Regions from separate parts of the Homo sapiens genome. Here region 1 is linked to region 2. A link is a loop called in an ENCODE intact Hi-C map of the cell type or tissue named here. Cell type or tissue: Calu3. All regions are shown on one strand. Each heading gives the region's core, and the rest is flanking DNA. Links, peaks and the distances in the headings are about the cores only.

Region 1 (12,117 bases), core at 2,138-10,137, 130 kb before region 2:
ACAGTTTCCACTGGAAAAGGCATTCCAAAGAATTGACTTACAAACTGTGGAAGACAGCTCTGCCAAGCTGGGTAGTAGTTTTAAATAGATGGGCTTAACCTAGGATATATAATAGAAAGGGCTCACCAATGCATAGTTCAAATCCTTTAGAAATGAGCTTTGAAGAGAGGGGCAAGTGGCATAATATCAGATTTCAAAGTTAATTCTCTGTTTTGGGGGCTCCTGGATTGATCATTATAACCGAAATCTTTCTTTGTTTATGAATGTTTATAAATGCTAGCTTTTGGCAGTTGAGGAGACTTTGAAGCAGCAAACTGCACAAGGAAGAAGGACAAGTTTGAAGCCAGATAGGGTTCAGTAGGGGTAAAGCAGAGAAAAAGAGTAAATCGTTGGATGCAGGATGATTAGTAAGACCAGCAAGTGATATGAGTACCGAATTGGATAAGGGACTCAGAGACTCAGGAAAAGGGAGAACTGGAGGCCCGGTAAGGCTGAGATGGGCCAGAACAGGAAGAACAAACCAAAAGGATTTGCCTTCTCAGAGACTGATTTATTTTTCCCACCAATGATTTCAGCTTGTTTTGTTGAAGTCACCGATGCATTGTGGTAGAATTTTATCTGAGTAGGTAGTATGTAATTTAACCTCCCGTTTCAGGGCAATTAAAGACGTGCTCATTTTCTTTTAGCAGATTAGTGCTTTAAAGGTTAAGGAAAATTAACTTAGAGATTTAAAAGGAGATAAAATAATTAGGAAATAAAAACATTGAAAAACAATACTACATTCACTGTGATTTTATTAAAAATCAGTTTTTACACAACTTTTAACACATGGTATCCTATCGTTTCTGTCTAAATTGTAAAACTATGTCTGCTTTGACATTTTTTTCTCCCCCTGCTTATTTCCTTCAGGTGGCCTGTCACATACATTTATGTTTAAAATTAAAGATGGCCAATTTTCCTTTAAGGCTGTTCCAATTCCACACCACTTCTCGAAATAACTGGAGCTGTCCAGGATGGGCTGGGAATATCCCATCTACGTTGTCTGCCTTACTGGAGGCTTCGCATTCTCTCAGAGACACTTTGCTCATGTACACCATTTGGCAAGAAAGAGTCATTGGCATGTCCTTGGATGACCCCTTGTCTAAGTGGACTTTTTGGATGGTACTGTTGATCAATGGGGGCTTTGTAAGCGGGCAGGCCCCACTGCTGCCCTGAAGATCTCTTCTGCACCCTGCAAATGACACTAACATTATGAAAAATTTCTCCAAAGACAGATATTTTCAATTAGCCAAATTACTCTAACAGTAATTTAAATCAGGAAGATTTAAGGCAGAGCTAGTTCCTATGCCAGCCAAGAAGACTGCTCTGCCAGTTGAAAGGCAAGCACATCCTTCCCTGCCAACTTGCAATGAGATGGTTCTTGCAGTGACAGCAGATCTACCATGCACGTTTGATTTAAATCCCTCCATTACCATACCTTTGTAATTATCATCAGGCAATGATGAGTCCTGGGGAAAGTATGGATCTTAAATTCGAGGATCCAGAAGCCTAATCGAAATGCAGCACATGAAATGAATCTTTCTTCTTGGTATATCTCCTCTTTTCAACCAATTGGTCTTGATTTAAGTAAAATTGTAGCAAAACCCTGTGCCAATATTGTGATTCTTTTTCACTTTGCTAATCAAAATGTTGTTTCGCAAGGCTCTGATGGTGTTCAAGACACCTTATAGGAGGTATGGTTTTTCTTTAAGTTGGCTGGCATAGATCCTTTATTTCACATGAAGTCATGAGAACGATTTGTAAAGATTCCTTTGACTGGTAAATTCGCTTATTCTGGGATAGTGCTCTCACAATGATTCTATGAGGCAAATATTATATTGGTGATTTTTTTTGTTTGCTGTTCCTTAAGGTTAATGATATGTAGACTACTCTAAATCTACCTTTTTCCTACCTAGGGACTGTATGTTATTTAGAAAACATAAATTTCAGAGGATTTGTAAGGATGAGCGAGGTTGCTTTTTCTTTATAAGATCTAACTTCAATTAGCAACATTTTGTTAAATATCTAACTTTGCCCATTGCCCAGTGCTTTACTTATAGTTAAGCAACATGGTGTGAAGAAAGAGGCATAGGCTTAATTCCAGATCTCAGTACAAATCTGAATTCTTCTTACTTGTAAATTGGTGTGACCATGGATAGATATCTTTACCCCTCTACCATCCCAAATCTCTCCTACAATATGGTGGTATTGAAACTGACCCTCTCTAGTTCCTCTCCATCTTTGACACCTATGATTCTATGAATATGGGAATTCTCCTCTTGAAGAATTAACCATCAGCCCCCATGTTTAGTACTTACTATATAATTTTGTTTAAACAGTTATTTATGACATTCTCGCAATGCAAATTTAGGAACCCTTTTCTTCCAGGACTTCTCTTCCACCTGTCTTTTATTATTTCAGATAATGGAAATTTGAAACCAAAAAGAGATATATCAGCATTATTCTTATATTCATAGACTCAGGGTTAGAATGGAATTGGCTCCTTTTGGTTTGGGGAATAGTATCCTTCACTGGGACACCTTTATCTAATAGGCTCATTTAGCCTTTAACACTTGCCCACTTTGTATTACTATATTAAATACAGAGTGCTGCCTTACCAGCCAGATGATAAGTTCTTGTAGGTCTGGGGTCATGCTTTTGGGCTCCAAATATCTCTAGCACCTAGTATGTAACAGCTAGCCCACAGCTAATCACTTAATAAGTTGTACACCATGATTTTTTTTTCTAAGAAAAACCTTATGGAAGAATAGTACTAAAGATTTCCTTTTAATCACTGAAATGCAAACAATTTTCCACAACATCCAATGAAAACAGAATGTATAAATGAATCATTTGGTGTACTGTAATTAACAGAAGTCCAATTTGGTGTAATTAGTGTCAATTTATTTTTAATTGACAATTCCTCTTATACATCATATAGTATATAGCTAAGTATTTCTACTTCACAAATAGCTTACCTAGTACATAATTTTATGCTAAGTATCTGTGTAGTCTTTCTCCTCTTAAAACAATACGATAAAAAAATAGAAAACACACACACGCACATACAACTGTATACTTTGAAAACCAGAATATCTCAGTTTAGAAGGCAAATATCCCAGTCTCATGACTTTAGGGATGTCTCCCTTCACTGGGCTCTTCAGCTATGATTTGGCTCTATTGGTTCGGTACTGTGATGCATATGTTGTGATGGGATTGGGTTGCTATCATAGTCTTTGATATTGGTACTGCTTCTTCAGCTAGATTGCAAATTCATTGACAGAAAAGACTATGTATTTTATGTTTCTTTGTTCCAAGTGTCTAATAGAGTTTTATTTATTTAGAAAGTTCTCAATTAGTAGTTGCTGCAATCATGCAGGTAGGGCAATAGACACATTGCTCATTGAAAGCTCGCAATAAAATCAACAAATATAAATCTATTTATTAAGCTTCCTAATTTACAAACAAAGCAGAAATAGCTATTTTTATACTAATTAAACTACTGTAAATTTTGTATCCTGTTTGTCTTATGTGAAGAGGTATATTTTGATCTTTTAGGTGTTGCCATAGAGTTTAATCTGAAATCTTACGTGGCATAGGATATTTCAAGAGTTAAAATGCTTTTAATTCAGCTAAAATAACAAATGTATTAGATAATTACATTTCTCTATATCAACACTGCTGCACACATTAAAATGGGAGGCAGCTTTGAAATTATTGAAGAAAAGATAGATTTTTATTATAGTAATTTATATGATGTCTAATTCATGTCTCAGAAATGCACTTATAAATAATCCTTAAATTACATCTTTCACTTATATTTGAAGAATTTTTGGCTTTTTTCAGAGGAAAACTATCCTACACCTCTTACAGCACAGTAAATAAAACATTTATAAAGGTAGGTAGTAAAAAAGGGACAGTCTAGAAAAATCTATATAAATCAGGATCCTGAGAGTTCTTTTTAAGATTGAGGATGAGAAGTAATTTTTCTCATTAAAGTCCCTTGTGTGAATAAAATAGTTCAATATTTTATAAATATTTAATAAATTATTATTTCCTACAACTTATGAGTGTTTGGACAATTGAAGCTATGTTTGGAATATGAGTATATGTCTGTCTATGTGGGGAAGAGATGATGATAAATGCCTGACACTATGTGTCTTGAAAAAGACTAGGCAAAAGAATTTCTAAGTTTTACAGAAGGCAGAAAGGATGCTTAGTGGGATTCTTTATGGTACAAATTTGAAAGTGCCTGATGGAAGTGCTTCTTCATGCTTAAATCTTAAAAGTATTAATAATAATATTATATGATACAAATAATGAGCTGGGCAGAGGTAAAATCTTGCAGAAATCATACTAGATGCTTTACTTGTTTAAGTTTCCCAACAACACTGCAATGTGGACATTAACCTCCCCTTTACATTTGAATAAACTGGATCTTAGATGCTTAAGAACCTGAAGCAAATAAGTGTTGAAACTAAGCATGATCCCAAATCCCTCACACGCCAAACTTTACGTTCTTGTATTGCATCATGTTGATTTCCTGTGCTGAGGAAAAAGTTATTTTTCCTTTTACTATCTATAATATAAGTAGTTATTTGCATACTGGTTCTGGCACTGTCTTACACAGGACGTTCCAATAACTGCCAGTCACATAGCGACGATTATGCTTGATTAAGCAGATCCAGTAAGTACTTGATCGACTTTTTCCCATAAATGCTGACATTCTGCAGCCAAAGGGAGAATAACACTTGCCATTATTCTGAGCACTCTGTGCATCTCCCCTCGTCCCTCCCAATAATACCTGGCCCTGAATTTCCTAAGATCAATGTTCCCAGATTATTAGACTCAGCCCAGATTCCAGGGTTTCCATCAAATTCTTCCTGGGTAATTTGAGATTTTGAGTTCTATAAGTACTACAGGCAGACAGGTGACAATTTGTGAGATTTGAGGGTATGTTCAGCAGGTATCATTGTTGCTATTGGTCATTCTATCCCAGATAATTCATTGTTAGCAATGTTGAAGTCCTCACAGTGCTCCAGAATCCTCTAGAAATACATAGGAAAGAGTGCTTTCAAAATTGTTAATGCATACTATTATAAGAATATAAATATCCCCACAAGATAACCTGATAGCTATTGGCTAGCACATTGTTTTATAGTCTGCTGATTGGATGACTTCAGCCGTTTCTCAAAAGGTGGCCCAAGGTTCCTGTGTATCAGAATTGCTTGACAATTTTGATACCCCTCTGGGCCCTATCCCCCTGCCTCAGATTATCATACCCTCTAACTTAGAGTATTAGAGGAATATAAGTAGCTTAATGTAATAAAGTTTAATTTTATGTAGCACTCAAATGGGGGTCAAGCAACATTCCCGAATGCTTTCCTCTAAAAATGACCCAGGGATTTGAGCTCTTCCTTTGGTGGGCTCCCCGTTTCAGTGTTCCTTGCTTGCAGCCATATAGATGAAGAGATGAAGGTAGCCAAAGAAAGAGTAAGGAAAACCTAATGAGAGGAGGACATGAATCTCAAAGCAGATATTATGAGTCAGGCCCTACCATTGACGTGAACTGATTACAAGGACCCAGCTGAATGCAAGAGGGCTGGGAATATACCCAAGAGGCTAATAAACATGGTTTGGGGAACACATAGCATTTTCTCTGCTTCGTAAGTTATGTGAGTAAGGCTGATTAGAATGGAGAAAAGCAAAGTCAAGTAAGCATGCCACGTTTTGATTGAAATGGAATTTTAATGGGTACCCAACAATGCCTTTATAGTTAATATAAGCCTGTGTAAAGAAGATGTGATCATAATGTGACTTTTAGGCAGGTTGTTTTCATTTCCATACATCTGCATTATGGTCTTTGGGAAAATTCACATGGGAACTGTTGATAAGGAATATCTGAAATCAGGGCCAGCTTCATGTAACCTGTGTTGTTGCACAGGGCTGTGCTCTCACAAAGGTCCACATTTGGCTTAATGCTCTGCTATTGTATTGCTGTCTTAAAATTCTTAATCATTTTGAACAAGAGGTTGTGCATTTTCATTTTGCACTGGATCCTTTTTCTAAGCACTCAGGCTGTCTCCCATTACATAGCTGGTCCTACCTGAAACTTGTGCCTTATCAGTGATTAAAATTAAGGCTTCAAGGATAAAATGAAGACATAGTCTTTAAGATGCAGTCAATGCTAATTGATCTTTTAGAGAAGACAAGTTACAATAATAAAGTTCCAAGGGTGGGGGTGTGGGCTCACACAGGTGCATGTGAACATGGGCCTGTGCAAAGTTTATTAGGAGCAATTTGTTTTAATTGATATTCATTGGGCATCATTCCACTGTTTATTCTTACCTACTCATGTGAAGAGTTGGTTGATGTCAATTGCACAAACATTTGTTTCAGAGAAATGGGTGTTTCAGTTGGATAAATTTTAATTAAGTAACCTTTACTGTACAAGTAGTTGCTTTTGAAGCCAGGAGAAAAATGACTATAATTTATTAATTCTATAATCCAGAATCTGAAGATATTGAATCTTGTCTACTCTAACCTTGAATATAATTTTCACTATGAATGTCCTAAATATCTGGCCACAAGAATAAGGAATACAAAACATTTCCAATGTATTGTTAAATTCTTCTCCTATTGCAAATGCCTAGGCATTTAATTATTAATTAAATAATTTAATTTATTTATTATTATAAATTTATTAATATAAATTAAATAATAATTTAATTATTCTCAAGCTCATATATACAGGACTTGATTGCTGATGCTGGTAAGCAAAGTAGCCAAAAGTCTTGAATTTCCAGATCATTTGGTTCTGAAATAATTTATTTGTGATTGCTGCTTCCACACCACTTGTATACATTACTACTGTAGTATATCACATTTCATAGGGATGTATTTATTTATACATATGCCAAAGGACCACACTGAACTCTTAATTCCTTGAGAACAGGTGCTGTATCTTATTTTTCCCAAAGCTTAGCAGATTTACCAGGTACCTAGAACATATTCAATGAAGAGTTGATGAGGGAGTGGAGAAACAAATTATGATATAAAAAATCACTTTTCTTTCAGGAAGTAGCAAAGTGTAGATTTACAGGTCTTCAAAGAACCTTCTGCTTTTACTAAAGCCAAAATCACAGTGTTTTTGCTTTGCAAGAATATTTTAAACTTGTATAATGCTCTTTAGCCCATAACAGCTATGTTACACAGAAATTTAAAACATCTGAGGGATAAAAATAGCATATACTTAACTGTTATATTCATAAATTCATTTTATTGAAGGACTTTTCTGTCCTGTTCAAAAAAAAGTTGTTGATTGAACACACACAACACATATACAAGAAAAAAAGAACAGGTCAGGTGTGGTGGCTCACGCCTGTAATCCCAGCACTTTGAGAGGACAAGACGGGTGGATCACCTGAGGTCGGGAGTTCGAGACCAGCCTGACCAACATGGAGAAACCCCATCTCTACTAAAAATACAAAATTAGCCAGGTATGGTGGCGCATGCCTGTAATCCCATCTACTCGGGGGGCTGAGGCAGTAGAATCGCTTGAACCTGGGAGGCGGAGGTTGTGTTAGGCCGAGATCATGCTATTGCCATTGCACTCCAGCTTGGGCAACAAGAGCGAAACTCCGTCAAAAAAGAAAGAAGGAAAGAAAGAAAGAAAGAAAGAAAGAAAGAAAGAAAGAAAGAAAGAAAGAAAGAAAGAAAGAAAGAAAGAAAGAAAAGGAAGGAAGGAAGGAAGGAAGGAAGGAAGGAGGGAAGGAAAGGAAGGAAGGAAGGAAGGAAGAAAGAAAGAAGGAAAGGAAGAAAGAAGGAAAGGAAGGAAGGAAGGAAGAAAGAAAGAAGGAAAGGAAGAAAGAAGGAAAGGAAGGAAGGAAGCAAGGAAGAGAGAAAGAAAGAGAGAGAGAGAAAGAAAGAAAGAAAGAAAGAAAGAAAGAAAGAAAGAAAGAGAAAGAAAGAAAGAAAGAAACAATACACATAAGTTTTAAGGGATATGGATGTTTATATCTGTTTGTATTAAACTTACTGCTAATAATCTACTTTTTCCTATGGTCTACTAATAAATGCCAAGAATAGGGGGAACGATCCTCTTATTTAATGCTGGAGATAGTTTATTTGCTGTCTCAGTTTCCTGTGGTTGTTACAGCAAATTCACCACCAACTTGGTGCTATAAACCAACAGAAATTAATTCTCTCTTGGTTTTGGAGGTCAGTCAGAAATCGGTTATCAATGGACTAACATCAAGGTGTGTCTGCAGAGCCACACTTTCTCTAGAGGTGCTAGGGGAGAATCCATTCCTTGCCTCTTCCAGCTTCTGGTGGCTTCCAGCTTTCCCTGCTTATGGTTACTTTACTCCAATGATCAAGGCCAGCATCTTCAAATCTCCTTTTGCTCTGTCTTCACATGGTCTTTTCTTTTCCATGGGTTAAATCTTCCTCTGCCTTTCTCTTATAAGGACATTTGTGGTGGCATTTAGGGACCCACTCACTCCTTACTTTAAAATCCTTAATTTAGTCACATCTGCAAAGACCATTTCCCCAAATAGGGTGACATTTACGAGGTTCCATTGATTCCAATCTGCTGTCTTTGGGGGGCAATGATTCAGCCTCCTACACTTGCTCTGCCCACTATTTTCATTAATGACTAAGTAATGGGATTCTAGATGATGTACCCTAGTGTACTTTTCTCCACACTCCCTGACACAGGAATAATGATACTGTGTAATACTTGAGTGTTGGAAAACTATCAACTAAATAACACTATCAAGAAAACACTGCCTAAAGAAGCAGGCTTTGGCAAGTAGGGCTCAGAGAGGGAGCTCATAACTGCATGATAATACTTCCCATAAATTATAGTAATGTTAATTGTCTCCCTCAAAGCAAGGCCATTAAGCCGCTTACTGCTTCTACCTTAATAATTTATTTTGATATTTCTTGTGGCCCTACCTTTTCAACGGTCTTTTACTTTTTACCCAGAGGGGATGTAAACACCTCCCTGACAGTCCTTTGTTGTATATTTCATCTCTAAGTATAACAGGAGAGGGAAGCAAATGACCAAATAGGTCGTGATAAGCTCTGCAGCCAACCAAGACAAAAGGCTCTAGAAGACTACAGTAGGAAGAGCTTCATTCGGAAATACAAATCCTAACACATGGAAAAAAGTAAGTAGATCTACATGCCCTATCTAAACAACTGAACTGTCAGTGACTTTGTCACTAACCAGGAAGAGATTTTCTGTTTTATTTATTTCCACTGTGCTGAGGTAAGACCATCCTCAACATGAAAGAAGGCGTTTCATTCCTTCAACACATTTCTATGAATCTCCTACTATATGCCAGATATATTATGTACCAAGCACTGATTAATTTAGCTGCTTTCTTTCACCCTCTCTGACTATAGTTTTTCATGTAATTTGCAGGGTCAAAACTTTGCAAAGTCCTATGCTTGGCCATTTAAATCTGAGCCAAGGTCACATAAGGACAATTTAGTTAGAGTGGGAGAGAAAGGAAAAAACAAGAAAGCTAAAAAGTTACATAAATGTCCTCTAGCAAGCAGGTTCCTTGTTCTGAGGGCTAATGTACTGTAGCAATTCATCAGTCATTCTAATAGTCTTTTAACTTCTGTCAGAAAGTCTACTGAATGCTAACATTTTAAATGTTTAATATTCTAAAACATATTTTCATTAATCATGCAAATTATCTGGACATCCGTATTTTACAACAACCTCTTTTGAGACTAAGAGGCCTAAGAGTTTGTGTATGAGAGCCTGATGTTAGCAAGTGATACTGTAGATGAAGTATAACTTAGAATCAAAGAATTTTAGATGTGAAAAACTGCTAATGTAATTTCAGTATCTATGTGTTATCATATTTATACACACCCTCCAAAATGCTATTAATGTCAGATATTTCTAATTAGGTAGCAAGCAGCCTAAAATATGCACTTCCTTCATTCTGCTTTATCATATGGTTGCTGGATGCATATTAATATTGTTGGGTGGTACATTTTCCCAATAGAATTGACCCTGTGTTTCATAGTAAAGTGGACACTGGATTTTGTTATTAGTAAAGGAGAAAAGAAGTGTTAATTGCAGTTAGGTTGGCCTGAACTGCAGCATGAAAACCTCCATTTATATGCTGCCAGTCACTCCAATTCCAGAATTTCTTAGCTTCTTGGAAAAAGGAGAAGTATATGTCTGGGCCCCATGAAACAGGTGGATTAAGAATTGAAAGGGTACAAGACATGAATTTTGATGGAGTTAGTGGAAATTCTTTACCCTTTTTTCTTTTCTTTCTCCTCTCCTCTCCTCTCCTCTTCTTTTCTTTTCTTTCTTTTCCTGAAGCAAACTGATTGCCAGCAAGGCTGGTGGCTGGTAGTGAAATAGAAAAAAATGACCTGAGACCATGTAAGTGTAGTTATACCGGAGCCATAGAGCTCACTGCTTTCAAGAACATGGCCTAAGTAATTTGAAGCCATGGCCGGGCGCGGTGGCTCACGCCTGTAATCCCAGCACTTTGGGAGGCCGAGGCAGGGGGATCACAAGGTCAGGAGTTCAAGACCAGCCTGACCAACATGGTGAAACCATGTCTCTACTTAAAAAAAAATACAAAAATTGGCCAGGCTTGGTGGTGCACACCTGTAATCCCAGCTACTCAAGAGGCTGAGGCAGGAGAATCTCTTGAACCAGGGAGGCTGGGCAACAGAGTAAGACTCCGTCTCAAAAAAAAAAAGAAGTCATGAGGTCATGAGCATTGGTGGATCACTGTACTTGCCCAGCTACCAGCAGGAAACACAATCAAATTAGGAAATCCCAGGAAGGCTTATTTATAAAGGGACTAATTACAAAGGTGTGGGCAGAGTAGAGGGCAGGGGAACCAATAAGGGCTGCACTGGTAGTGGGAGCTAAGAGCTACAGAGCTGTTACTCAATCTAGACCCTAAGAGATCAGGAGGAAGAGCAATTACTAGAATCTCAAGGAAGGAGAATCATGTAAAAGGTCACCTTGAAAGGACTAGCAACCTTTGATTAAGGGAAGCACCAGCACAAGGTGATCTCACAGGGAAAACAAATACCCTGACCTCACTCCTCAGGGAATGAGGGGACTTTCTGCTCACTGAGCCCAACAGGAACCTCAGGGCACAGAACTGGAATGTAGTAGCTTATACAGGTGAATATATCTGAGTGAATATCCAGGCTTCACAAGTGGAGAGTAGATTGGAGAGGAGAGTCAGAAACATCTCATTTTGGTATGAATGCTACTTCTTTCATTGTACGCTACCAAAACTCACAGCCACCCTTCCAGTGATTTTATACAGTTTCACCATGTTGGCCAGGCTGGTCTCGAACTCCTGAGCTCAGGTGATCTGCCGGCCTTGGCCTCCCAAAGTGCTGGGATTACAGGAATGAGCCACCATGCCCGGCTGTATATATATATATTTACCATTTCCTATCTTTTCTTTTCTTTGTCTAAACTAAATTTCTAGCAGCATTGCTGTATCTTCAGTACACCAGCATGAACCACCTTAGCCCCTGAGTAATCAGATATTTTTTTAAAACATACAAATGTGATCCAGACAGTTCATTATTCTCCCTATATCACTATTTCAGTGTAACAGTGTGCTTTTAAACGTCTGTAGTTTGTATTGCTAAAGGAACACTTAAGACCTCACTTTTTTACATTGTTTGCCTTCTAATTATATTTTTCTAGTAAAATATTTAACCATTACTTCCTGAATCACGGATTCTAAGGTGCAATAAAAATCCAAAGGGAAATATATTTGTTTCCTACAGAGACAGTTTTTTTTTTTTCCCAGAGCATTTTCAATGACTGCTGCAGAAACGAATGAGTAAAGGTTTCCGAAATGAATAGTTGCAGAAAACCAACTTACTGTCATACAGAAGTCCATGCAGCCCCCGGGTAAAAGTACTTATGTATCTCCTTTTGTTGAGTTCTCTATTTTTTTTTATGAATATGCATATTGGGGGATAAACTTCCATCTGCTCTCTTTTAGCTGATTCTATCACATTTTTGAGCTTTGCATCATTATGGAGCTTCAGAGAAAGATG
Region 2 (12,117 bases), core at 1,261-9,260:
GGAGTTAATAAATTAATATTTTGCATAACACTCTTTGTTAAACTATTCTGTCATATAGATAAGTGTTTCTTAGTTAAATTCAATTGAATGTCTACTGTGAATAAAATTTAGATAAGACCAGTGCCTACTCCCAAACGACGATTTTTAGATTAGATGGCTCCTGCTTGTCTGTCACTAGGTATGAATTCCTTCGATCTTTAGTGATACACTACATGTCACAGTTGAATGGTTACCATTTGGAAGCACCATTTCTTGCCCAATTTTAACCTTCAGAAGCATTGTTGTTAGGGTAAAGATTTATCTTTAACCATTTTATTCAAAGAACTTTCTATGTTACTTTCTTCTTTCCACGAAACGGGTCTATTTTTCTACGAAAAACCTACAGAAGGATTTCCTCTTGGCAGAAGGCATGTCTAGTGAGCTATTCCAGTAAACCAGCTGTTATTTTTCTCCTGGCCAGCAGACAATGCTTCACTTAGATATTATATCTGAGGTCTCATCTGAATTTAGGAAAATGAGACTGCTTGTTTCAGAGATAATCTTCCAGCTGTGCTTGTGCAAGTCTTATTAAGCCCTTGAAAGAGTAAGAGGAGAAGGAGGGTGAGGGAGAAGAGGAAGAAAAGAGGAGGAGCAATGACAACAAATGAATTTTTGAAAGTATGTCTTAACTACCAGACATAGAACTATAGTGTTTTAATGACAGGTCTCACTGAATCCCATGAAAGTACTGAGATATTTTTTATAGATGTATTTTACAGATGATAAAAACAGAGGCAGAGAGAGTCTAAGTAAATTGCACAATGCCACATAGCTACTAACAGTCAAAGCAAGATTCAAACTGAGCTCTGTCTGATATCAGAGCTCTCATCCATGCACTGTGGGAGAACCCACTGGGAGATACTACAAGGGCAATGTGTTATCACATCTTGTAGCATAGGCCTATCACTCTGGTAGCATCAGAGCAGTCAGCAGAAACTCTAGTGGATCAAAATCATGATCTACCATCTAATTTATTGGAGGGCCTCCAATAGCCTCAGGAATCAGGCTGGATTTAGGAATGTGAGCCCCCCCTTCCTCACCAAATCAGCACTTTATAATTCATATGCTATGTACCTTCTATCCACTGCACCGAAGAAGTTCAGTTCTAAATTTTCTAATGAAACTATCAGAATGATTAAAGAGAACCTCATGGCTGTCAGAGAAAATATCAAAAGTCAGTCTGATGCCTGAATTGGCCTTGTTGACTCATATATCCTCTCTTGTTACAGGGTGAATAGCAAGTATTTGGCCATTGATTAATGTTACATTACTATTATTAGTGAGGCCAAACATTCAGACTTTTTTAATTATCCAAACTCCTGGGCTAATTAATGCAGTTTTGAAAGGGATTGGTCAGGACTCACAGTTTATGTTTTTATATAAGTGTTTAGCATAGGTCTTGACAGGAACATCCCAGTATATTAATTTAATATTCCCAGAGTTACTTATCAAAAGGCTGTACAACATGATGTTTTGCAAAATCAAAATAGTTTATTATCTTATCATCATTGAATTTTTTTCATTTATATTTCAATTCACAGGGACATAAGCATATCAATTATAAAGCAACCTATAATAACTAAATAGAAACTAGCTAAAAGGCTGTGTAAGTATTGTACACTATGCCTAATATATTACAGAGCTGAGTAACAAGACGATTTTCACAAAACACGCAAATGCTGATTATTCACATTACCTGATAGGAAGTTCCTTGTAGAGTTTTTCCTTGATAGGTATGTATGTTGTTACTTAGAAAATCATCTTCATTTAGATCTAAGAAAAGAGATAACTGTTACATACAGAATATCAGACATTACAGGATTTAGGAAGTTTCGGTGCAATTTAACACTCATGTTTTTATTTAGTCTGTAAGACATTACATTGGCTACGTCAAAAATATTTTTTTTTGTTAAATATATGCTATTTTTCTTTTTTTTTAACAAGAAACAGATCAAAATAAAATAGAAATTTAACAAAATAGGGATGCCGCTGACCATCTGTGTCCCTGAGGAAGTGATGGAAATTCACTGTGACTCCCTTTCTTGGTAATAATAGGATTGTGGACTAGCTACAAAAGCCACTTCTAACTTCAACATGCTATGACTCCATGCAGTTATCACCTCACCTGTTTCTATTAAACTAAGCTTTCCACCCCTGGCATTTTGAGCTTCATTAGCTTAGGTCTTCTCAACATGAATTATTTATGTTGAAATTGTTCTATGCATGCTTTAGTGAAAGCTTTGCAATGTAGCATCCATTTGCTTGCAGCTAAATGAAACCTTTTCAAATGCAGCAGCACTTCCCTTTTAGCTCCTGCAAATGGGAGCTTCATTTATTTAAGTCTGAAATATATGGTATGTTAAAAGAGGACAAGACTTTATGGGTCACTTAATCCAAGCCTCTTATTTTACAGATAAGGAGAGTGCAACCCAACATCACCTGGTCAGCAGACCAGGGCCGTTTCCTTTCACTTTCACTCCTATTTACTTGCAACCATTGCTTCAGTTTTCTACTATTCCTCATTCTCATATTCTGCAGTGGAAGCAGGGACAGGCAAGTCCTATCCTCCATGCACAGTGATAAATAGGTGCAGATTTTTCTCCAGATCTCCATCATAGCTATAGTTAAAAGATATGTTAAATTCACAGCTCAGTCTCAAAGTTATTTGCACCAATAACTTAATATTTAAAATGAGAGTAACCATACAACAGAATTCCAGAAAGTACCTAAATTTTAAACTGAGCTGATTTTTTGATCTGGTTCTTTGAATCAAGAATTTATGTCACAGGGTCAGGCTGCTAGAAGCTGAGCTTTTGCAGCTTGGTTTTTAGTTTCTGAACTGGGAAAAAAAAATATTGCCTCCCCTCTTATTCCTTTCCATCTTGTCTCTTTTAGTCACCTTTTTACAGGAATTTTGAATGACTCCTTCTATAAGCATTCTTCTAGGTGTAGAAAAAGAACAGTAAAGTGGCCTCCTGTGTTCTAGAATCTGGAATCAAGCTGAGAAAATAAGATACGAATATGTGCAATGCACTTTCATAACAACACAAGGCAGAAAAATGAGTGATTCACACACAATACTATGGAGAGAGACCACTATGACTCAGAGAACTTGTGGAAGAGACAAGGCCAGAATGGAAGCTTGAAGAATGGATACAGTTTGAAAAAGTGGAAGGAAAGGAAAAGGTGTAAATATAGCAGTGATTCCATGAACCCTGGCCTATTATGCAGCATAAACGGAACATGTTTAATTAAGTGTAGAGATTGAGGCTGGTTAGGCCAGAGGGCAATTCTGGATATAGAGTAAGAGGAGGTAGGGCTGGATAGGTGACTGAGGCCAAATTGTAATGGGCCCTGAGTACCAGATGGAAGAATTTGGGCATAAACCATTAGACCAATGTTGTAAATATAAATATCTACAGGAATCAAATATATAACTAAATGAAGTTAATTAGATCAAGAAGGCAATGGGAATTCTACAGTGAGCTTAAAATCCAGCTCCACAGCTAAAGAGTAGCCATGGCTCTGAGCTCTCTCAGTTGAAGTCACCTGAGACTTTGGGTCCTGGATTGGAAATTTCCCTCATGTTTTTCAAGGATATACAAATATACGGATTTTAATGTAAAATTTCCTGATTTTTAAAACGCCATATGGCCCCAAACAAGCTTTTCTTCTGAATAAATTCAGCTATAGAGGTACCATTTTACAGCCCCTGCTGTAAAAAATGGGGGACCTTTAAGGGCTGGGACTAAATTAGGCACACTTAAACCTTTGGTGTCTGGTCTTACACGTTTTTGTTTATTTATGATTCCCAAATATTACTCTCCAAAAATGTTTTATAAAGACAGAATCTATTTGGTCCTAAGTAGCAGCAAAGGCAGGAGTTGAATTAGACAATATGCAGGCTATATTTTCCAAAGTTGGCCACAACCATGCCTCCCATTCCGTGTGTTTTTTTGCAAAGTGACTTTCCCATTCCATCAAGAAATGGAGTCTAATTCTTCTCCTGTTGACTCTGGGGTGATCTTAGTGACTCACTTGTCACAGTAGAGTGCAGTGGAAGTAATATTTTGTGACTTCCAAGGTTAGGTTAAAGAAGCCTTGTATAAGCCGGGGGCAGTGGAGGACCTATATCCCAGCTGCTTGGGACGCTGAGGCAGAGGAATGCTTGAGGCCAGGAGTTTCAGATCAGCTTGGGCAACAGAGTGAGGCCTTGTCTCAAAAAGCAAAAAAACAAAAAAACAATTACAAAACAAGAAACCTTGCAGCTTCTACCTTGGGTTCTTGGGATGTTCATTCCTTGATGCTTCTTCCTGTGATGTGTGAAGCTCCCTTGAATGTTGCACACACTTGAAACCCAACCCTGAGGCTGGGAGAAGATGGAGTGACATGAAAAGGCCACATACATGTTCTGTAGTTGGCTGCCCGGCTGAGCCGGGCCTAACCTAGACTAGTTGTCAGACATGTAAGTGAAGGAGCCTCTGTATGACTCCAGCTACCAGATGTCGAAGTCCTCCCCAGTCATTCAAGTCTTCCCAAATGAAGCCTCAGACATCACATTGTGAACCAGTTCCCCAAATGAATTACTGATCTGCAAGTGTGTGAGCCTAATAAGATGTTCTTTTATACTACTAACTATTGGAATGGTTTGTTTGCCACAATAGATTATCAGAACATGCATGAACTACATGGTAGATTACCAACATCAATGTGCATAAAAATATGCCATCCAGCATAAAAATTGAGATTACAAGTGCCCTTCAAATACAGAGGCAGCAAGGGATGATGTAAAAAAGTTTTTATTTCTAATCAGCTTTTAGGTTATTCTAGCATAGATACTTCTGACCATATTAATTTTCAAATAGGCAACCATAATCTCAGGAAGAACTCCTCTGAAGAACTGAAGGATCCTAAGATTCATTTGTATAAAACACTAGAAGTCTAAGTGGTCTCATCGTTGAATTCAGAAAGCCTTCCTCGGCTATATGAGGCATCACACCATGCAGTGGGTACCCTTTCCTCAGGGAGTTTATTCCCATCTTGTAAGCAAGCATTTAGAGGTATGAAGTAGGACTTCCCTCTGGTATTCCTCATGTAGTCTAGTTTGGCCAGAGTTAAATTACCTGCTCTTAGGAAACAAGTTTTTCTAAAATTAAATGTGTGTTTCCTGAAAATTAACCAGAATGGTGAATATATTTGTGAATTTATACCATCTTTTGCCATCTTAAAATTAAGCTACTTGGCATCAGACCAACAAAGAAAAATAATTAATAAGATCTTGAAAAATTAAGCCAAAATATTTATATGCTTACATTGAAGAGGCTGGCCAAATGATATTGACTAGAATTCAGGAGAGAAATTAGGTTTCAAACCAATGGTAATTCAAATGGTGGACTAGAGTAGAAGGCCTTAAGAACACCTCTTCTTTCCCACTGGGTTCCTCCTTTTATAATTAATCTCATTAAGCCATATGTAAAGAAGATTTATTTATTTATTTATTTATTTATTTATTTATTTATTTATTTATTTTTTTGAGATGGAGTCTCACTCTGTCGCCCAGGCTGGAGTGCAGTGGCGCGATCTGGGTTCACTGCAAGCTCCGCCTCCCAGGTTCACGCCATTCTCCTTCCTCAGCCTCCCTAGTAGCTGGGACTACAGGCGCCCGCCACCACGCCCGGCTAATTTTTTGTATTTTTGTAGAGACGGGGTTTCACTGTGTTAGCCAGGATGGTCTTGATCTCCTGACCTCATGATCCGCCCGCCTCGGCTGCCCAAAGTGCTGGGATTACAGGCGTGAACCACTGCGCCCGGTCAAGAAGATTTATTTTTAAAGTAAGTTTGCAGCAGTATAGATGAAGTTAATGTTTCTCTTATTACTAACATTGTTTTCTGACTTTGTCTGGTCCCTCACTTCCCTTACTAACATATGCCATTTTTCCCCAGCTTTTTCTTGTGGAATAGTCTGTCACAGTTACACTGATTGATTGAAAAATTTCTGAATCTCCAAATATGTTTTGTTTCCTTTTTATTATTTTTTAAATGTTGATTTATTTTTATTCTTTGTACTTTCTGGTATAAAATATGAAAACTCTGTTCTTGAAATTATCTTTAATTAAATCATAACTTAATCTTAGGTAAACTCCAATTCACAGATTCAAAAGTTTGTTCTTCTCAATTCTTTTTTATAAACTCAAGTCAAAATAAATTTAAATATTTTAAAATGGACTTTAACTTACTAAAATAAATATTATAAATATTCTTCCTATCTATGATGCTGAAAATTTAACAATTAACCTGAATTATAGATTAATTTCTCCTCACACCTAAGCTATGCCAATTTTTTAGTTGTAAAGTCCTAAGCATTCAATTTATTCTACATTATTTTACAGATGTAGTCTCTTTTAATAGAACAGATGTAGGCTTAGATAAAAATCTCCTTAGAAGAAGGAAATGGACTAGATAAACTAAAAATATTTTGCATCTGGAACTCAGCTTATTCTGATAAATTTGGTCTTAACCTATATAGTACAGTCATGTTGTTGAGCTATGGATTAATACATCAGACAGAAATCTTAGCTAAATATAGCCTATGGAATTTTTTCATCAGGTCCCAATACTCTTTAGGGCTGAAATGCTATTAATATAATGTGTTAATGTAGAAATATCATTTTGAAATTGAAATTGAGGAAAATTACTTTTTTTGGCCTTGAATTTTATAAGATTGCTTAGGAGTTAATGTCACTCCTACAGTTTATTTCCCTATATATTTTCTTCTATTTTATTGAAGCCATCTTTACAATTTCATTAGTATCTAATAAAATCATGTGGGTTGTGGATGACAGCAATGATGTACTTTCCTATCTTTATCTCACTGAACTCCACAGACTGCCTATCCTCAGGCACAGGAAACTACTCTTAAGTAGTTATGCAATTAACAGCTAAAAAGGAGTGTTTAAAATGAGAAAGAAATATTTTAGGTTGATACATAGGTCACTAATTACTTAGAAATACTCTGAGCCTTCCAAATGAAACCACTATACCCATAAAATTTGAGCCTACAACTTGTGGTCTTGAATTTCTCCCTTCAATTTATAATGTTACAGACAGCCTTGGTCTCTGGCCATCAACTCTTCCTAGCATGGCATTAATTTCTAGGAAATGTCCAGTGACTCAACTGCTACTACTGAAATGTCTGCTGAGGTTCTTGGACACACACATGCACACGCACTCGCTGAACATGCATGGTCACTCAAGACCCTGAGAAATATCAAAGCTGGGAAAAATTCTGTAAAGCCTTTCTTTCTTCCTTCTCTGACAAAGCAACCAGAAGTAACTCATCTAAGGTCAGGATTCTTTGCTGCTTTTTCAGTGTAGCTATAATAGAATTCCGTGCCTATTATTCCCAAATTAACAAAACAAAACAAAAACATACATAAGAGAAAGGTAGTTTTAGGAAATAGAATGCTTGAAGAAATTTATGGAAAAATTTACATCTAAAATAATCTGTAACACCATTATACCTTCTTTATCCATAGATCAACATACAATAATCTAAAATACAACATGTGCTTATAGAAGGATTAATAGATAAATGGAATGGCGGATGAATAGAGAAACTGATAGACAAATGTTTGATTAACTGACTGAAGGTGTGGATGCATATAGCTGGCATCCATGTGGTAAAGACAGAGTCCAATCCAAACATGATAGAGAGGGAAGTGGAGCAAAGTGGCTGAATAGAACCCTCAGTAATCATCCCTCTCACAGGAATACCAACTTGAATGGCTATTCACACAAGAGAGCACCTCCATAAGTAACTAAAAATGAGGTGAGTGATCACAATACCTGGTTCTAACATCATATCCTTGAAAGAGCCACTAAAAAAAGTAGGAAAGGTGGTTTTGGATTGCTGACTCCACCCTCCTCCTCTATCTCCTGGTAGCATCCTCATGGTGCTGAGAGAGAATATTTGTGCTTGGGGAAGGGAGAGCAAAGTTATTGTGGGACTTTGCATTGACCTCAGTGCTGTTTCTCACAGTGGAAAGCAACACAGGGCAAAATTCAGCTGTCCACTACAGGGGGAGCATATAGACTTGCCCCCACATTCTGACTAGCCCCTCCACAGTGGGCTGAAGCACTTTGGGGTCCTAAGTAAACTTGAAAGGCAGTCCAGACAACAGGGCCTGAAATTCCTGGGCAATTCCTGGTGCTGTGCTGGGCTCAAAGCCAGTGGAACTGAGGTGCACATGATCTAGTAAGATATCAGCAGGAGTGGCCAAAGGGATGCTTTCATCACCCCTTTCCCAATCCCAGGCAGCACAGCTTGCAGCCTCGGGAGAGACTCCTTCCTTCTGCATAAGGAGAGGACACAGGAGAGTGAAAGGACTTTGTCTTGCAGCCACAGTAGAATAGGGCACTAGGCAAACTCCTAAGGTTCCCAATCCATTCTTCACTCCCAGGTGAAATTTCTAGACTCTTGAATCATCAATAGCTAAAATAATCAATTTTTTTCTCATTCCAATAACACTTGGGGGTGAATACCAAGCAGATCAACTTTTGATACGGTTTTTCATCTTTGTAAACTCTTAAGACTTTCTGTTTTATTACTTGCCTTCCCAAAGTTAAGTACTTTTAATTATGAAATTACATACTATTAATATGTTATTCTATACCTGACTCCTAATTTGCTCTCCTGGAAATTTTTACATTATAAAATGACTCCATTTTATATTCATAATCAAGGTTATTTCTCTTAAATTTTTTAAGAAGACTTAAACATAACTATTAACATATCAATGTTATCTTTAGAGAGTTTTCTCGTGCTCTAATTTTTAATATATTTTCAAATTTTTTGTACATTAAAACTTTCAGTTTTCTTTTCAATTGCTTATTTGCTTCAGCAGGCAACTTAACCAGATTCCACTTCCTTTCTGTACATGTGTCTATGTGATATATATACACATATATATATGTATACATGTATATATTAATAGTTTATAATAATGCATATTCTATTCTATCTTATTTGGTTTTCCTTTTTAAGTAGACCATAATGGTCTGCTTATTTTCATGGTGGAAGATGTGAATTTTTCTTACCTGCCCTTTAAACTACTTTGGGAAAATGCAAAGTCAGCTGAACTAAATTTAGCAATTACCTTTTAGCTGACAGGGCCTTCTGATGTGGGAATCATTCTTATGCTTGCTGTGTTCCTGCCAGATTTTGTCATTCACAGTTTTTCCTTCTAAAGTGAAGCAGATAATTGGTTAGCAGAATTCATAGTAACATTTGTCCAGTAAGTATAAGACATTTGAAATCAAAACAAGTTCAGCACAGGATTTGCAACTTGGTAAGTGGTATCTTAAGAGAGCTCTAGTTCTAGGTGATGCAGGAAGTCAGGGACCCCGAACGGAGGGACCGGCTGAAGCCATGGCAGAAGAACATAAATTGTGAAGATTTCATGGACATTTATTAGTTCCCCAAATTAATACTTTTATAATTTCTTACACCTGGCCTGTCTTTACTGCAATCTCTGAACATAAATTGTGAAGATTTCATAGACACTTATCACTTCCCCAATCAATATTCTTGTGATTTCCTATGCCTGTCTTTACTTTAATCTCTTAATCCTGTCATCTTCATAAGGTGAGGATGTATGTCGCCTCAGAACCCTGTGATGATTGTGTTAACTGCACAAATTGTTTGTAGAGCATGTGTGTTTGAACAATATCAAATCTGGGCACCTTAAGAACAGGATAACAGCAATTTTCTGGGAACAAGGGAGATAACCTTAAAGTCTGGCTGCCTGTGGGCCGGGCATGATGGAGCCATATTTCTCTTATTACCAAAAATGGATAAGAGAAATATCGCTGAATTCTTTCCCCAGTAAGGAATATTAATAATTAACAGCCCTGGGAAAAGAACGCATTCCCAGGGCGGGGCCTCTAAAATGGCCACCCTAGGAGTGTCTGCCTTATGTAGCTATGGATAGGGATGAAACATGCCCTAGTCTCCTGCAGTGCCCCCAGGCTTGCTAGGATTAGGAAATTCCAGCCTGGTGAATTCTAGTCAGACTGGTTCTCTGCTCTTGAACCGTGACAATGCATGCACATCAGGACATGGAAGTTCATTAGTGATTCTAGTTTCACCCTTAACTTCTGCCTTGTGATCTTTTGTCGCCCTTGAAGCATGTGATCTCTGTGACCCACACCCTATTCGTGCACTCCCTCCTCTTTGAAAATTGCTAATAAAAACCTGCTGGGTTTGTGGCTCGGGGGCATCACAAAACCTGCTGACGTGTGATGTCTCCCACAGATACCCAGCTTTAAAATTTCTCTCTTGTGTACTCTTTCCCTTTATTTGTCAGACTGGCTGACACTTAGACAAATAGAAAATAACACACGTTGAATTATCGGTGGCGGGTTCCCCCATATCAGGGAGTTCTAGTCCTTCATGGACAACAACAGGTATCCTGTGGGCTACCCACTTATTCCCATGAACTACATAGGCACTTCACCATATATGATAGAATGCTGTTACTTTAACGTCTCTTGATAGCTTATGATTGCATTATTCTTTGTAGTTTTCTTGAATTCATAACCAATTATTATTACTTTTCTGAGACAGCGTCTTACTCTGTTGCCCAGGTTGGAGTACAGTGGTGTGATCATAGCTCATTGTGGCCTCAAATTCCTGGGCCATAGCTATCCTCCTGCCTCAATTTCCCAAGTAGCTGAAACTACAGTCATGTGCCACCAGGATAGGCACATTTTTTTTTTTTTGTAGAGACAGGGTCATAGTCAATTGTTTTTATGCATCCTGAAAAGGTTAAACTATCCTTACCCTCTAGATTCTCCATCATTTCTAACAAACTAATTGTGTAGAAAGAACATTGGGCTGTGATAGTTTCAAGAAACTCTAAGATCCTTGAATGGAATATAAATGATTTGCTCAGCTTTGTCCTCCCAACATCTAAAGCAGGGCCTGGACATGTGAAGAAATGAATTGCACCAAATGGAAAATTGGAGTCCCTTCTAAATTACTTACTACAGATAAATCATTCTACATGTTGTATCATGCATTGATAACACAAATGTTGAATAATGCAACCTATGCATAGCATGAAGACAAACTCAGCATGCTGTGTTGTTTCTAAAGTCACTATTTGCTCATATGTTTTGATTATAGAAAAGGCAGTTGATCATCAAGAACTGTGTTAGGATAGAAATATTGGTTGTACTGTATGTGCATGCAGAATAGACTGAGAATGGATCTAGATGAAAAATAAAATGTTGCCTTGCTTCCTTTTATTTAAGACTGTGCACTATTCAAATTAGGGCTGATATTCAAAATATTTAACAACGAGTGACTGCAGGACCCTGATAGGATCCAGCGCCTATAGATGCTACTGCTGGGAGAATTGAAACCTGATTAAAACGCAGATATCCTTCAAAGTTGTACCCATTGTGGGGTATCACTTTAGTCAGAATGAGCTTTTCAGATCTTACCAGGAAATTGGTTTTTAAAAAAGAATGAAATGAGTATGAGCACCTGACTCCTCTGCTGGGGAGAAGGAAAGGGAAAAGGGTACCCATAAGTTTGGCACACTACATTAAAAAAAATTATTGAGGCCAGGCATGGTGGCTCACACCTGTAATCCCAGCACTTTGAGAGGTCGAGGCAGGCGGATCACGAGGTCAAGAGATCGAGACCATCCTGGCCAACACAGTGAAACCTGTCTCTACTAAAAATACAAAAAATTAGCTGGGTGTGATGGCACGCGCCTGTAGTCCCAGCTACTCTGGGGGCTGAGGCAGGGGAATTGCTTGAACCCGGGAGGCAGAGGTGGCAGTGAGCCAAGATTGCACCATTGCATTTCCAGCCCGGCAACAGAGTGAGACTCCGTCTTAAAAATAACTAAATAAATAAAATTATTGACTGGATGATCCAGATGTTTCACATTGTGAATGTTTTATAATTACTGACTCCCTATTTGCTGTAAAGTAAAAAGAGAGATAATCTATTAATTTTCTAAAAATAATGAATAGAAATCGATTTTTACTTTAGAATTAAGGTACAAA

Evidence for each region. A loop is a pair of places that touch in the nucleus more often than their neighbours do. Peaks named below come from ENCODE experiments on the same cell type or tissue, not always from the same donor. Only the 100,000 strongest peaks of a DNase experiment are listed, where the experiment ranks them.
Region 1: a loop joins it to region 2, with 1.9 times the contacts of the local background. A loop is called at or near these places in 2 of 110 quality-filtered maps.

Annotation. Positions count from the first base shown.
Region 1 is chr21:14,468,456-14,480,572 of GRCh38, forward strand. It overlaps LOC124905053 (a long non-coding RNA gene), which reads left to right and starts at 8,874. Exons shown (of 3, transcript XR_007067925.1): 1 at 8,874-9,212. In Calu3, for the core only: no CTCF peak of the experiment used is centred there; no DNase peak of the experiment used is centred there.
Region 2 is chr21:14,600,288-14,612,404 of GRCh38, forward strand. It overlaps a transcript of SAMSN1 not described here. Among named protein-coding and RNA genes, the nearest start is that of SAMSN1-AS1, 24 kb to the left of the region's middle. RefSeq lists an enhancer at 2,374-2,513. In Calu3, for the core only: no CTCF peak of the experiment used is centred there; no DNase peak of the experiment used is centred there.